2 separate regions of the Homo sapiens genome follow, and region 2 is linked to region 1. A link is an interaction called in ENCODE POLR2A ChIA-PET data of the cell type or tissue named here. Cell type or tissue: MCF 10A. All regions are shown on one strand. Each heading gives the region's core, and the rest is flanking DNA. Links, peaks and the distances in the headings are about the cores only.

What was found. ChIA-PET counts read pairs that join two places held together with the same protein. Peaks named below come from ENCODE experiments on the same cell type or tissue, not always from the same donor. Only the 100,000 strongest peaks of a DNase experiment are listed, where the experiment ranks them.
Region 2: POLR2A ChIA-PET joins it to region 1 with 5 read pairs; 3 of 35 experiments call an interaction of 5 or more read pairs at or near these places.

What each region holds. Positions count from the first base shown.
Region 1 is chr20:22,370,300-22,378,455 of GRCh38, forward strand. No RefSeq gene overlaps it. Among named protein-coding and RNA genes, the nearest start is that of LINC01427, 92 kb to the left of the region's middle. In MCF 10A, for the core only: no CTCF peak of the experiment used is centred there; DNase peaks (open chromatin) are centred at 4,022, 4,862, 5,132 and 6,052.
Region 2 is chr20:22,595,070-22,603,225 of GRCh38, forward strand. All of the region lies in intron 1 of LNCNEF (lncRNA neighboring enhancer of FOXA2), which reads right to left. Among named protein-coding and RNA genes, the nearest start is that of LNCNEF, 8.4 kb to the right of the region's middle. In MCF 10A, for the core only: no CTCF peak of the experiment used is centred there; no DNase peak of the experiment used is centred there.

The DNA.
Region 1 (8,156 bases), core at 1,540-6,539:
CTTTGTTACTAAGCCAGGACTGACCTCATAATGAAATGGCCCTGGGTGGTGAATGCCAATAAATCAGAGTTACCCAAGAGGTGATGCCTCTTTGACATGCCCTCCCACCCTGAGTTTGCTAAAACTACCAGCAAAAGGAAAGACTTCAAACAGCAGGAGTTGCTAGTTGTTTGTCAAAATACATTTGCTCCTTCTTTAGTCGAAGGTGCAGATACAGCTCCAGGATCCCTTTCAGTTCTTGTGGGCATAGAACTAAATTCTGCCCACTGTGATGTGAGCAGAAAGGATGTGAACAGTCCTCTGGGTTCAAAAGGAGAGGAGCCCTCTTCTTCCTTCTCACTGGCTGAGGGATAAAGAAGCTAAAGCAGCCACTTTGCACCGAAAGACAGAAGCCAGGCTTTGAGAATGGAAAATTATCTACCTGAGGGAGAAGTGAACTTCTGTCTTGTGCCAGCCGCTGGATATGGGGTCTCCTGTTACAGTGGCACAGCCTGTACCTCTTCCAATACATGTGACCAGCAGGAGAATCCCCTTTCTTTGCTTTTCTCTGGGGCTCCTTGCTCTGTTCCAACTCTCTCGACAGCCCTCCATGATCTCAAGGCTTGAGAAAATAGAGTAGCTTTCTTATAAAAATATCAAGGATTGCTGCTTTGGAACGAAAAGCTGAAAAGAAGTGAATATATGCAAGTCATAAATCAGGAAAAGGGGAAAATACTGACTCCATTCCTGCCTTTGGCCCTGTGTGTGGTCCAGGAGGTTGAAGAAAGTTACAGTCCTCAATGGACAGAGGAGTGAGGAACCCAGATTCACCGGGTACTGGCAAATTTATACTTTGCACAAGGTTTTCTCGTTAATTTTTTTTCTGATTAAATGAGATCTAATCTGAAGTTGCTTTTTAATGCACACTTTTGTTATGTGACTGTGTTTTCATTCCTGCCCCAGTAATTTTCTTTACTTGTGGCAACTTTCTTTGATATTGGAGAACATCAATGTCTCCAAATCTCCATTCTAATCAACAAGAAAAAAAAAATAGAGACAGGGCTGAATTGTTCATTGCTGATTTAAAAATAAACATTTTTTAAAAATCCACATTTGTATTCCACTCTAGTTTGCCTAACATTCTTTTTCTAATGGGAAGAAAGCAGCATATGCAGAGACTGGGTGCAGACACTCCACCCTCACCGGGAGGAGGGAAACTGGCCTTTTTCAAAATAGGAAAAATCTTCCTTTGTTATGAGCAATTTCCTAGTGACAGAGGCAACCATCTATAGACATTTGTCATGTTTTCTAGAACCTACTCTTTGGACAACAAGCAATTGCCCAGGTGGGAGAGAAACATGGGGTGTGAACAGGAGACAATCACATTGCCTCTCATTATGGCATCTGCATCCCTCCCCAGCTGGGCAACTCCGTATGGCCAGAAGCTCCTGTTGTTTTCTGCCTCAGATGACCCAGTGGTGATGCACTGAGAAAACACCGCTGTCCATTGGGTCCAACACAATTCCTGTTGAATGAGGAAAGGAGAAACAGTTGGTTTGGACCCTCTGACTCCCAAATGCCATTTTTGCTAAGTATGTAAGAAGCTAGAAAGTCTTACCCAGGATTTGACATCTGAGTCAAGAGCTCAAAAGTCAATAATGTGACCTGAACCTGAACCTTCGCGAACAGCTTCCAACGCCTGGCTGAGAAGAAAGGGCTCGTGGGGTATTTGGTTGCATTTCTCTTGGCCACAAAGGATCCTGGTTGTTTCAAGTTCCTCTATTTGAAGTGCACATTTCCTGTTGTTTTAATTTGCTTGTGAGTGCACCTCCTGAGAACCTGGTCTCTGTTTCATTCACTTTCCGTGCATTCCTCTTTCTATGCTTGATGCTGCAGCTTGTATTGTTTTCCTCCCCTTCTCTCTCTTTCCTACTCCCCTCCTGGTGTTCTGAGATCATCTCCCAGGTGAATTACCTGCACTCACATCTTTGTCACAGGCCTGCTTTCGGGGCAATCCAAGCTAAGAACACACACAGACACACACACACACGTACACACACACACACACTCGCACACACGTTTTGAACAAGCTCAGGGAACAAGAGCAGATATGCAAAAAATACAATTTTCTTTATTTTTAGAGACAATTTATTACTTTCAGCCCTGATTCTCACTGGTGTCTAAAGGAAATTAAGATTAACTCAACCTTCTTACCCATGATCCTCCCAGGAGTGTGTGTTACTCTAGGAACCTTCAGCACTGTGTTTAACAACTGGTCTCTAAAGGCTCATTCTTGGGTGTCCTCGCCTTGTCCTGGAGTCCATCAGCTCAGCACACCATGTCTGGGCACATCCTACTGTTCCCATGGCATGTTGGGTGGAAGTTTACAGAAATAAGGCATATATATACTTACCTTATATATATTTACATTTATATATATAAAGTATATGTACATTTACATTTAAAATTTACACAGTTTTATCCCAACAAGCAGCAGTTCAAATATCATTCTAGATGTCATGATTTTTTTTCCCTAATTGTGTGTCTTGTTTTTTTGAGACAGGGTCTTTCCATGTTGCCTAGGCTGGTCTTGAACTGGGCTCAAGTGATTCTCCTGCCTCAGCCTCCCAAGTAACTGGGATTACAGGTGTGCACCATCATGCTTGGCTATTCCCCTAATTCTTAAATGTTGGTGGCCAGAAAAAGCACTTGGCATTTCTAAACTCCATTGTCTGAGGTCTGAAATGGGGCCCAGGAATCTGTATGTTTCAAGGGCCCAGGAATCTGTATGTTTAACAGTGCCCAGGTTAGGAAGCTCATGGGAAGAACATAATGAAGTCTAATAAAATAAATTTCTGATCAGACATGTCTTACATCCCAGCTCTCATCTTTTTTGGCGGAATGATCTTGGGGGAGGAACTTAATCACCCTACCTCTCAATTTCTTCAACACCAAAGTGGAGATCAGAGTGCCTACTTCTCAAGTTTATTCTGAGGATGTAATGAGGTTGTAACAGTGAAACACAGAATTCACATATTTGTTCAGCACAAATATGTGCTGGACACACGTCATCCAGGAGCTCTGGGACAGGCTCTGAGCAGTGCTGTGCCTTCAAGAAATAAACAAGGGAAGTGAAGTCCCTGAAGGTGTGTGCTTGACATAAAGAAAGTGCTCATGGCTTTTGGAAGAGAACTAAAACAGGCTGTTCCTGGGGACCCTGGCCTTTCAGCTCAATCCCACTTCCCAGGAAAGGCACCTGGGATTTGGATTTATTGATGCACGACCAAGCGACATGAATTAATTTGAGATCTTTTATGTAAATGGCATCATCCAGGTGCAGTTTTAGTTTAGGCTCTCTCAGCAGCACACCCTGTCCTGCCCAAGGTTCAACTGGGAGGAGGCACTCCCAGGAGAAACTGGCAAGGGATCTGGGAGCAGGACAGGGAAAGGAAGGAAGTGAAATGAGGGTATGATTTCAGGTGAAGTCTCAGCCTCTGCGTGATTCCCTAGGGAGCTCTTAACAGTAAGTTATAAGGCAGAGTTTTTGGTCAAGGGGGTGAAGGGTCTCTGTCTGTGTTTTCAAGGATGTTCCAGTGCCCATGGGCAATCTCTGAAGATTGTAAATGAACCCTCATCAGCAGAGCTTGCAGCTGCTGGGAAACAGGGGCACAGAGCTGGTTTAAAAAGGGCTCCAAAGGCCTCTGGCCAGGCACCACAACCAACTGCCCACTACAGATGTGGGCCCAGGTGTTCCGGCTCCACTCCCAGGGCTTCTGCTCCAACTCTTGCTTTGGATTCTAAGTGGATGACCCACCTTAAAGCCTTGGAGCTTTAGTGTCCCCATGATTAAAATGGGGGCTATGATGGAAACCCATACCTTGTAGTCTCATGCAAACAATAAAAAGTCTTGCAGTTTAAAAATCATGATGAATCATTGTACTACCATCCTCATTTTCCACCTATGTAAACAGATGCAGCAAGTATCACCTGCCCAAGATTGCACAGCTGTTAAATCACAGTAGCAGTCGCCTTCATCCAAGGTTTGCCGTGTGCCGGGCAGTCTTCCAAGGGCTTTACATCAGTTATCACACTTAATCCTCAAACAACATATGAATTAACATTATGGTTAGCCCTGCTGAAGGGATATTAAAAATAATAATAATAATAATAAATAACTTGCCTAAGATCCAAAACTAGTGGACACAGAGCTGGATTTTGAACCCAAGTCTGTTTCACTAAATTGGTCAGCTCCACCACATTCTCTCTAGTATTTGATTATTTAGGTGACTCTGGGATCCTTTCCTATCTACCCTGGTATCTCCAGTATCTGGCAGACTAATTAGACATTTGTACACATTTGCAAGAAGTAAATAATTTTGAAACCACCTTGAAACACTTTGGCCTATAATTGTAACTTGGACTAGAATGAGCCCAACAACAACAAATTTGTGAAAATCAGCCTTATTAACTCATTCAAGAAAAATATATTGGGCGCCCAGTACAGGCTTGGCATTGTGTTGAGTATTGCAGGAACAAGGGTGGAATCAGATCTATTTTCCCAGCCCACATGAGGCCCAAGGAGTTGAGCAGGGCTGTTCATTTAGAAGGTTCCCATGCTCCCACCATGGTGTCTGACAATGGGCCTCTGGCACGGGCCTGGCCAGTGTGTGCTGTACAGTCCTGACACTGCGCCAGAGGAGACTCGGGTCCATCTTTCCACTTTTGGCATATTGGCAATTGAACTATATTCCTTTTCTCTTCTCCTTTCCCTCTCCCCTTCTTTCCCTATGATTATCAGAGGCAAATATCTCAGAGAGTTATAATTAGAAGAAATTGAGCAGAGGGTGGGGGAAGGGGATATTGTTTCAGAAATAATTCTGAGTCACTGGATCAGGTTTCTCAATGTGGAACATGCCATGAAAATATTCTCTTACATCAAGAATTAGAATCACTTCCTGCAACTCCTATGTGTCTTTATAATTAGTAACTGTTAAGTATTTCTAGAAGAGAGGGTTTTCTTTGAATTGTTTACCTTTTTCTGCATCTGTGTTTTCTATCTGATGGGCAAAAACACGTGTTGCTTTTTAATGAAAGAAAAAGTAACGTAAACATGTTTTCTTTTGTCCTCCTCTCAGGTTTGGTGAGTAATTGTGGTGATGAATTGTTTTTCATTCTATGGCGAGGATGAAAAGGACACTTTCTTTGCTTCTTCACCTCTGCCCCACAATGGAGAGCGGCAGCGCCTCTGAAGGCAAGGGGAGTGGGGTTTCCGAATCCCCAGGAGAAAACACAGGTCTCTGCTGCGGCGGTCTGGTCCAGAGAACCTACATCCGGAGGCTTTCATTTCCTCATCTGTACCATCTCCCAAACAGACATTTCTGAGAGTGAAAAGAGGCACCATTAGAATTAGCCTGGGTTAGCCAGAAAGGAGGTGGTCTTGGGCAAAACTAGATGTGATGCGATCCCAGGGGACTCTAGGGTCTCTCCCAGCTGAGACATCCTAAATTATGAAAATGCAAGGCCCATTCTGTATCCCACAAGGGCCTGAGTAAGCTCCGTGAGCCATCATAAGCTGCCAACCTTTAGCTGCACAAGAGAAATGAACTCTGTAGGGGACATATCCAATTCCGATTTAAATTTAATCTGTGTGGTCAATTATTTGTGTAATAATGGAGGAAAATAAAGTCTATTTCACAAAAGTCAACTCTGTAATTTTAGAGCCTTTAAGACATTTGAAAATGCCTTGTGCAATTATGTGGCGCTTAATACTCAGATAATGGAACAATGAAAGATGTATGTTTGCATTTTGTAAAATTAAACTGTATGCAGTTATTTATCTTTTACCTTAATTGTTTGAGCTTGTTTCTAATGTAAACTGTTGTAATTTTAAATAAATATAATAGAAAAAACTTTCATAGGTATCAAGAATCCAGAGTAAATTTACTTTGCAAATAGGCTTTGTAGGTATGTTTTATGCTGAGGATCTTAAACTGACACTTTCATTCAAAAATATTTTGAATTACTCACTGTTTGCCTCTCTGAGGTCAGACAGATTGCAAGGAGACTAGATTTCACAATGGAGTTTGGGTGACTTCATCTTATTCCAAAGCCTGAAATATGATAAATGTATGAAATAAATATGTGAGAAGATTGAAAGTGCATTATTGATTGACTTTTTAAGTACATTGATCTTTATGCTTTTATTTTTCTGTTTTTATTCTTGGTTCCATTTTACATGCTCAATTTGTTCTCCCCTCTAGTCATATTTTTCATCTACTTAACTTTGTTAGCTTGATATATTATGGAGGTTTCAGATTTGGGGATAGATAAGGCAAATTATGGTATATGAATACCTTTGATAATATATAAAATCGTCAGTATAAGACAAATATACTATTGTTTAAATTCCAATGCTGTGAGTCGTCCTGCTGTGATATTCACAGCATGACTATAAATGTGTGTATGATAAATAAAAGAAAGAGGGAGGCCAGGCGCGGTGGCTCATGCCTGTAATCCTAACACTTTGGGAGCTAAGGCAGGCGGATCACTTGAAATCAGGAGTTCAAGACAAGCCTGGCCAACATGGTGAAACCCCGTCTCTACTAAAAATACAAAAATTAGACAGGCATGGTGGTGGCGGGCACCTGTAATCCCAGCTGCTTGGAAGGCTGAGGCATGAGAATAATTTGAACCTGGGGGGCAGAGGTTGTAGCGAGCCAAGATCACACCACTGCACTCCAGCCTGGGTAACAGAGCAAGACCCCATCTCAAAAAAAAAAAAAAATGACAGAGGATAAAACAAAAATGATTCCCCATGAATTTCAGGGCCCTGCGGGATCATGCTCAACCACATTCACCCAGTCCCCTGGGTCAGTTGGTTTGATATCACTTCAGGGTCACTGAGAGTAGGGCAGAGTCCTTAGGAGCGTGAACCTGGAATCCAGATTCAAGTCCAGCTCTGCCTTTTACTGGCTGTGGGACCTCACCCATGTCATCTGAATTCTCCATGCCTCAGTTTCCTTATCTGTAAAACAGGTCATGAAGAAGAAGGGTCATTTGTTTTTTAATGAAAATTTATGTATTAATATATTTAAAAATACTTTAACCATCATCTGGCATATATTAAGCCATATATATATATATATATATATATATATATAACACCTTAGATAACATTTTATTGTTAAATCATTTCAGATTTACAGAAAATTTGCAAAAATGTACAAAGAACTGCTCTAAGTTGCTCACCAAGATTCACTAGTTGTTTATATTTTGACATATTTGCTTTAGACATCATAGTTTTATTTTGCTATGTAACAAATTATCACAAATTTAGTATCTTAAAACAATACACTTTTATTACCTTGCAATTTCTATGGGTCAAGAGTACAGGTACAGGTTAGCAGAGATCTCTATTCAGGGTCTCACCAGGCTGACTTTAAGGTGTTAGCTGGAGCTATTCTCTCACCTGAGGCTAAGGGCCCTCTTCCAAGCTCACTTTTTACTGGTCAAATTTAGTTCCTTGTGGTTGTAGGACTCATGAGGTTCCCCATTTTCTCACCAGATATCAGCCAGGGATCAGGCTTAACTCCTAGAGGCTTCCTGGCATTTCCTGCTGAGTGGCTCTTCCCATACTCCCACAACATGTTGGCTTGCTCTCCAGCAGCATGGAGTCTTTCTGATGCTTCACCTTCATCTAATGGGCTCACCTGCTTAGGCAAGGTGCACCCAGGATCACTTCCCTTTGGATTAACTCAAAGTCAACTGATGAGTAATCAAATCATGGGAGTGGTCTCCCATCATATGCATACATTCTGCTCAAACCCATGGAGAAGCAATTAATTTCTACACCCTGTGTACCAGGGTGTAGAAAGCTTGGGAACTATCTTAGAATTCTACTATATTCATATTTTTTCCCGAGCTGTTTGAGAGTAAGATACAAACATAATGCCTCATCATCCCCAAATAATTTAGTATGTATTTTCTGTGATCTAGGACATTCTTTTACAGAACTATAGCATAATTAAAATCAGAATTTAACATTAGTATATTACTACTTAGAGACCTTACTCATGTGTTGTAAATTATCCCGAAATTATCCTTTATATTAAATATATATATGTATATATATGTGTGTGTATATATATATATGTATATATATGTATATATGTATATAT
Region 2 (8,156 bases), core at 1,458-6,457, 220 kb after region 1:
AGGTAAGGATGACATGAGTGGAGGCTCATGGTGATGGCTTAGCCCAGGGTCTGGCATATTGAGAACATTTAATCAATGTTTTTTTTTTTTTTTTTCTCTCCTGTATCCTCTGCAGCTTCTCAGCATTACAGCTGAGAAAGTTCTCAACATTTTACACAGAGAGATGCATTATACTATGTTTTATAATTTGTCCTCTCAACTCTTACTTAAAACAACCTTCTTAAAAAAATAAACACATTTGCTCAAAATGACACCACACATTTGAAAAGATTATTTCTCATCTCTATACATGATATAGTAGCTGTGCTGAGCTCTGGGCCAAAGACTGCTCCAGAATTGGAAAACATGTTCTACCCACTTGTGACTCTCCCTAGCCAAGAGCCAGACCTTGTCTTCAATTCCATGGCTTTCCCTTCGTTTGAAGGTTAAAGTCAGCATTTCACTTTTACTGCTGTTAATAACTCCCAACTTTTCCATATTTCCATTTTTTTCTAAACTCTTTACTACATGCTAACACTGCCTTCATTTTTTCTCTGCCCTCTTCCTGAGGTCACTTGGTCCTAGAAGCCTCAGGTTCCAAATGTTTTTGCAACCTCCCCTTTACCCTCCCCGGTAACATGCTGTTCACCATTCCACTTTCTGATTTCCTTTTCTGTTCCTTTAGTAGTCTCTGCACTTCCCCTCCTCTCCCATCTGTAAAGCCATCTTTCTTCCAAGTGATGTTCTCCAGGTGACCTGAATCTGGCAGAAGCCTCCTCCATCCATCTTTTTAGAAGGACCCTCAGTTGCCAGAGCCAGTCTGACACCTTCTTCCATACCAGCTGCTTCAGACCAGCCTGGGGGCCTGCTCTGGGGGTGGAACCATTGTCAAGTTTCACCCATCAGCTAAAAACATGCCACTTGGATTCATTGCAGGTAACCAAGAAAGTCATACTCTTTAAGCTCACCAACATAGTTACATAGTTCATAAAAAATATTGCTCCATTTTCCAAGGGACTTTCTTAGTTGACGAGTGGGAGCAGAGGTCCCCATAATCAGCAGCTGGTTTGCTCATTGCTGGGAAACACAGAAGACAGGTCGGTCACTGGACAGGGGGTGCAGAACCCAGCGCTGGAGTGCACAGAGGTAGGTTTTGAGAAGGAGTATGCACTTCTTAACTTTCCAATAGCATTACTCAGTATTTTCTTTTCCTTAAATAGTACTTTAGCTCACTTATCAGATTTCAACTTACTTTTACACACTAAAGTATGACTTGAGGTCTTCCCAGGTTCACACGTATAGAATGACCTTTTCTTTTCAGCTGCAGTGCAGTGTGTATATTCCATAGTTCTTTAGTCAGTCTATTACTATTGGTGTCTCAGGTGAGTTCCCCAGAAGCAGAGCCTGAGGAGAGGACTCCTGTGCATGAGAATTACCAAGTCACTGTGCTTCCCAGAGAGTTCTGTAAGGGAGTGGGGAAGGCAGGGAAGCCCAGTGTGGGCCATTTCAGGCTATGCCCAGCAGAGAGGAGCTTCAGACTGGTCCTGAAGGGGACTCAGGTGTGTGAGTGAGGCTCAGCGCTGCACCCATCATTGGTTTAAGGGCCCTCCTGGGGGCAGGGGTCTCACACATCCCAGGCACGTGAAGCTGTCTATGAGAGTATACCAGGTGGCTCTGGGCACCCAAGAGCAGTCTATGATGAAGAGCTTGCAGGTGCAGAAGCTTGCTGAAAGCCCCACAGCAGATGGCCCTCTCCTTTTTAATTGCAGCCACAGTTGTGACAGGGGTGTGACCTAATGTTGGCCTTAGCTCTTATTTAAAGGCACGTTTGTTTGTTTCCCAGAGAAGCTCAGCCAATATTCATTTGACAAACACCAAATCCCTAGTATGCCCCATAAGCTCACATCGCAGCTCATGGGGCAGCATGAATGTCCTCCAGGAGTTCACACAGCTGGGAGTAAACCAGAAATAGGTATGAACACAACAAAATTCATTATTGCAGCAGCAAGACTGTGCACCACTGAGATAATAGCAATTCACTCTTCCTTGGCTGGAAGGGAGGGTTGCCTCTTGCCTGAGGGGCTGATATTTAAGCCAAACACTGGAGGAAAAGAAAGTTTGCCAGGCCGAAAGTGACACAGGGCTCCTGGAGTTGGGGTTGGGGGGCAATGCCAGCACAAAGACAGGGGAGCAACTGGGCAGCGGGTGTTAGGGCAGGAGCTTCCTGGGAAGGGCAGCGAGAACAGCTCAGAGACAAGAAAGAATTGTTCTGAGGAGCTTTCAGGCTAGGGGGTTTGGACTTTTCTCTTGGGAATGGGGAGTCATAGAGTGTTCTGAGCAGGAGAGAAAAGCCCAGGATGGGTTTGCAACAGCTCCTCTCTCAGTAAGGTGGAGGGAAGTGAGATTGAAACCAGAATCACTATTCAGTAGACACTGAGGTGTCACTGGGCTTGTTGGTCTGCTGCTGGGAGTACAGACCACAAGCTGCCTTCAGCTGTCAGCCCTTTCAGGGGTCAACTCAACTGCAGAGAGCACTTCCCTTGAGGTCATGGTCTTTTCTAGGGTGGCCCAAATCCAGTCCTGTTGGATGAGAGTCTACAAGGGTCTGGCCATCTCGGCCAAACTCAGATAACTCTGAGAACTATACCAGCTCTGGGGCTCACCATACGGTTGGCCAAGGCTGCTTTGGGGACCAGATTCTCCCTCTGCTCACTCCTGCCTTCTGTCCGTCTCCCCAACCCCTGCCAATTGACCCCACTGACTGTAAACACACCACATGCTAAACTCCAATTGAGAGGCTGCCTTTTTGGAGCCCAGCTGAGACAACAACTCAGGAGGCTGTAGCACTACCCCAATAGAGAGGATGGGTGTGGGAACATCCCCTCCAGTTTCCACACTCAGTGGAGACAGCTCAGTTCTGGCAGGAGAGATCTACCTCTCTGGTAGATCAGGCCTCTGATGGTTTCTCCAGAAAACTCCAAACCCACACAGACAGGAAAGTGTCAGGTAAAATGAAAACAAAACCTGGGCTCAAAAGTTCTGTGTCTTAGTTTTGGCTCTCCCAGAAATCCACTCTGATGCAAAGATTTGAGTGCAAGCAGGTTATTTGGCCAGGAAATGCTGGTAGGGGAGTGATGAGGTGAGAGAGGAAAGGGAAGGCAGCCAGGCAGGGGCCTGCCATCAGGCAGGTTACTACTGTGGGCACTGGTGCTTAACTCTGCTGGGACCTCTGGGAGCCAGAGTAGAACATGTGCCTCAGAGTTGTCCCTCGCAAGGGTAGGGGAGCTGAGGTATTTATGCACCAACTCCTGTCAGTCACTGACTGACAATGGCTGCTCAGGTGTCTTAATTCTCCAGGTACTTCCAGTCCTTTGTGGGTAGGATAGAGTTCTGCTGCTAGAAATTACCCTGAAGCACAAAGGTGCACATGGTGGCAGGTGGAAGGTAGGCATGTGGGATATACTTGGGGCTTGGATATTGTCTAAGTTTTAGTGTCTCCATTTCCTAATGGCAAGAGCTTAGAGGCCTCATCCATGCAGAGCTTCAGCTCTTTAGTCATCAAACAAAGATAATGATACATGTGTTTTAATTGTTGTGAGGTTTAAATGTGAATAATATCTTTAAGAATGGCTGAAGGGAGAGACCAGTAGACATATAATATTAATCACATTTCCTGAACTCCCAAACTGCATTCTCAAGTATGGCGAGGCCATGAGTCCCCTTCAACTCATTTAAGATAGAATCAACTTGGCCAGGTGTGGTGGCTCACGCCTGTAACCCCAGCACTTTGGGAGGCCGAGGTGGGTGGATCACGAGGTCAATAGATCGAGACCATCCTGGCTAACACTGAGAAACCCCGTCTCTACTAAAAATACAAAAAATTAGCCGGTCGCGGGGGCAGGCGCCTGTAGTCCCAGCTACTTGGGAGGCTGAGGCAGGAGAATTGCATGAACCCGGGAGGTGGAGCTTGCAGTGAGCCGAGATCACACCACTGCACTCCAGTCATGGGTGGTGAGTCACCTGCATTCACCAAAAGTGATATTCTACCAACGATCTCTGGGCCTATTCAATGAGGTATTGGAAAGATATCTCAGCATTCAGAAATGTTTCTGCCCCATTTTTTAGGGATAACATTTAGGAACAGTGAGGTCAGTGTCACCTGGAGGGTCAGCAGCTGAATGCAGAATGGAGAACGCTTCTTCCTCCCTCAGGATGCTCACTGAGCCCAAGACTTCTTTTTTTTTTGAGGAGGAGTTTTTCTCTGTCACCTAGGCTTGAGTGCAGTGGCACAATCTTGGCTCACTGCAATCTCCATCTCTCAGGTTCAAATGATTCTCCTGCCTCAGCCTCTTGTGTAGCTGGGATTATAGGTGTGCCGCAATGCCTGGTTATTTATTTATTTATTTATTTATTTATTTATTTATTTATTATTTTTTGAGACAGAGTTTCCCTCTTGTTGCCCAGGCTGGAGTACAATAGCATGAGCTTGGCTCACCACAACCTCCAACTCCTGGGTTCAAGGGATTCTTCTGCCTCAGCCTCCTGAGTAGCTGGGATTACAGACATGTGCCACCATGCCCGGTTAATTTTTTTTTTTGTATTTTTAGTAGAGACAGGGTTTCTCCAAGTTGGTCAGGCTGATCTCGAACTCCCAACCTCAGGTGATCTGCCCACCTTGGCCTCCCAAAGTGATGGGATTACAGGCATGAGCCATCGCACCTGGCCCCTAATTTTTGTATTTTTAGTAGAGATGGAGTTTCACTCACCACATTGGCCAGGATAGTCTCGAACTTTTGACCTCAGGTGATCTGCCCGCTTTGTCATCCCAAAGTGCTGGGATTATAGGCATGAGCCATCGTGCCCGGCCAAGGCTTTTTAAAATTTAATTTAATTTTATTATTATTATCATTACTAGAAGGAGGCATATGGAAATGCCCAATTTGAACAGAAATTTTCTAGAACTATGCATTTCCAATGCTCAGTGGTGAAAGAGTCAGCTAGAGCATTGAGTAATGGTGAACTGTGTTCCCTATTAAATAGAAGGTAAGTGATTTCCCTGCTTTGAGTTTCCTGGTGTGGTGATTCACTTGCAGTGAATAGGGACTCCTGATAAGATACTACCATCACGGAAAATCTTCAAGGAAAGGCTAGATATCTAGCTCTTCCCTGAACACCAGAGGCAAGAAAAGGGACTATACCTGGGGGGCTCAAATAGACTACAGAGGAAAGCACTTATAATTTGACCAGAAGCACTTTTGTGCAAAATACCAGGACTGTGATAATTCCCACCATGTGTGAGAAGAGTCCTCCAGTTTTCAGGGCCATTGCTGCAAAGTACTGGTGGAATTTCTCCTGTCCTTGTAAGAACTCTCATGCCTGAGTCTCAGATTTACTTTTAACCGAAAGCCTTTGATTTGATCCCCATGAGGCTAATGGGACCTTAAATCCATCACAAGACTCTTTGGAATTTATCTGGAGATTCCACCTTCTCTGTATTTCTAATCAGTCTCAATGGCTTTTTCTATAATAGAGTTTTATGTTCTAGTCATTAATCATTTTAATTTTTAAAATAGATAACATTTGAAATACTACTTCCCCTTTCCTAAGCTTCTTTCGGACAGCACTGAGTAAGTAAAGCCTTAACTATGCCCTCTGGTTGAAAAAAAAAAAAAACCCACACATAAACCTGTTATGTTTCAGACTTTATGATCTGAGCATAAAAAGAGCTGAGCCTTTGATTCATATTCTATTCCATCACGAGTACAGCGGTACTGAAGGGATTTGCATGTTTAAAGGAGTGTTCAGAACAACCCATATAATGAATTCTCAAGGGTCTTCGCAGAGGAATTGCTATTCATCTCCACCATTGATGTCTGTGGCGGGGTCTGTGTTCTCTGGGGACGTTGAGTGGATGCCAGTGCTCAGCAGCAGCCAGTCATAAGGCATCTGGGTAGAGGCCTCCATCTTGCTTGGACTTGGGAGGGTAGAGAGGGTAGGTTGAATGGCTTGCAGGCTGCACCAGCTGGTGGACAGGTGGTGTGTGCAGGTGTTGAGAGATAGGTAATGAGGTTGGTTCCTTCCCTTAAACAATTTATTACGGAGCACCCCCTTTCCTAGGAGTCCAAAACCCAGAGGGATCCAATTTCCTGCTTTTAAGCTGGAAATTGCATGGATCACCACATTTTCTTGTGAGAAAAAATGTGAAGGCAACTGGCCTGGGAAGGAAATCTCTGGCCACCAGATTGGTAGGAAATTCTACATTACAATGTTCTAAGGTCTGTCTTTATTAAAACTGCAGCATATCCCAAGTACCTGGAAGGGTTATGGTTGAGTTTACTTAAAATTTGACAAGAAAAGGTGAAGGCACACCAGTCCTGCACGTTGAAAGCTCTGTTTCTCAAAGGGTTGTGTGAGAAGGAGCTGGGACTGGGCTGGGAAAAAACTCAGCTTTGCTTTAGCTTGGTCTTACTCATCAACACCACCTTTTCCTTGCAACTGTGTCAACACAGTGGGCAGGACCTTCTCTGTTAGTCACTACCTTTGATGTCTGGGGAGCTCTGCTTCCCTATCCCCAAGGGTCTCTTATCAGCCCCCTACCAGGCATTCTTTTTCCTCAGGATTCTGTTAGTAATTGCTCCTCCCTGAGACTTCTCATCCAGCCTAACAGGTGGTCTAAACCAATGGTATTCACTGGTTGAAGAGAGAAATTGATGGATAGTAGTGGGAAAAAACATGACCTTTAGACTCAAGACCTTGATTTGAGTCTGATTCTGTCACTTATGAGCTGAGTAGCATTGGGCAGGTACTTAACCTCCCTAGGCCTCAGTTTCCTCATCTTCCTCAAACAAGATCATGCTTTCTCCTTCCTCCAGGCATCATGGAGATTAGATCTGCAATGCACGTGATGGTGACTCAGAGTGGGCCTGCTGTAGATATTAATTAGTACCCAGAACACTCAATATGGTTTCTCTGTATGTTGGCAATTGCAGGGTGTAGAGTAGCTAGATGGATCTTCACTTGATTTGGAAGTGGTCTGACTTACATCACATGCTGTGTGGTGCCTGAGAAGCTCCCTTAGGGAGGATCATGAAACAGATGTCATCCATGGCAGCTGCAGGCCTTGCCTTTAAACTCCCAAGCACTCACCTGTGCAGCCAGGTGCCTACTCCAGGAGGAGAAAAGGGTGCCAAGGGTGTATTTCTTTTGAGGGTGGTTATTGTTTCCTCCAGTAAAACTGGATCCTTAACTAGTTGTTATGTCATCAACAGCATCATTATATGAAGGAAAATCCTAACATTTTAAGTTGATATCTTAGAGGGCAATCATATTCTCCCACAGAAAATTCCGAGTTACAGAGAAGACCAATTGTTCTAACTCAAGGCAAGCACTTTTTTTTTTTTTTTTTTTTTTTTAGTGGTTATTTCTAAAGAAAGAGAAACAAGCTTACTCTAGGCATTCTCCTTCTCAACAGCTTGGGAAAGACATTGGACATAGACTCAAATGACCCAGCTTTGCCCCAGCTCTGTCTCTTGGGAGCTGGGTGACTCTGAGTCAATTGGTTAATTTTACTGAGCCTCAGAAGCTTAACCTTTTAAAATAGAGTGAACACATCCAGTTGTCCAGAGACTGTGAAGGTGGCATGAGATCAGTGGAGGGTAGGAGCTTTGCCAGGCTTTGGTTGTCCCACAGCTTGGGGGACATGGACATAGGGAAGTGCATGCTGAACAGGTCTCAGAATTCATCTCAAAAACCATAAACCTTACTGGGCATGGAAAGGGTTTGGTTCTTCCCAGGGGTTTGGTTCTTGCAGAGATACACATTTGTTGATGATGAATAGGAGAGCAAATTTTTATTATTGAAAATATTGAACCGGTGCCTTTGTCACCTCATCAGTCATATTCTCTTTCAACCCATCCACTGTGAAAGTGAAAGGGAATCCGTGAGGGACAGGTTGAGGAGTTTTTCCTAGATCCGTGCATTAGTGCCCAGGAGCCACCCGAAGGTCTTATTACACATTCTGAATCAGAAGGTCTGGAGTGAGGAGGGGAGAGCTGAGAGTCAGCATTTTTTACAAGCCCCCAGGTGATGCTAATCTCCTATTCCAAGGGCCACTCTTTGAGAGTCTAAGGCTAAGAACAAAATGCCTTTGACCTACTTTGAGGTTTAGTTTTCTCCTT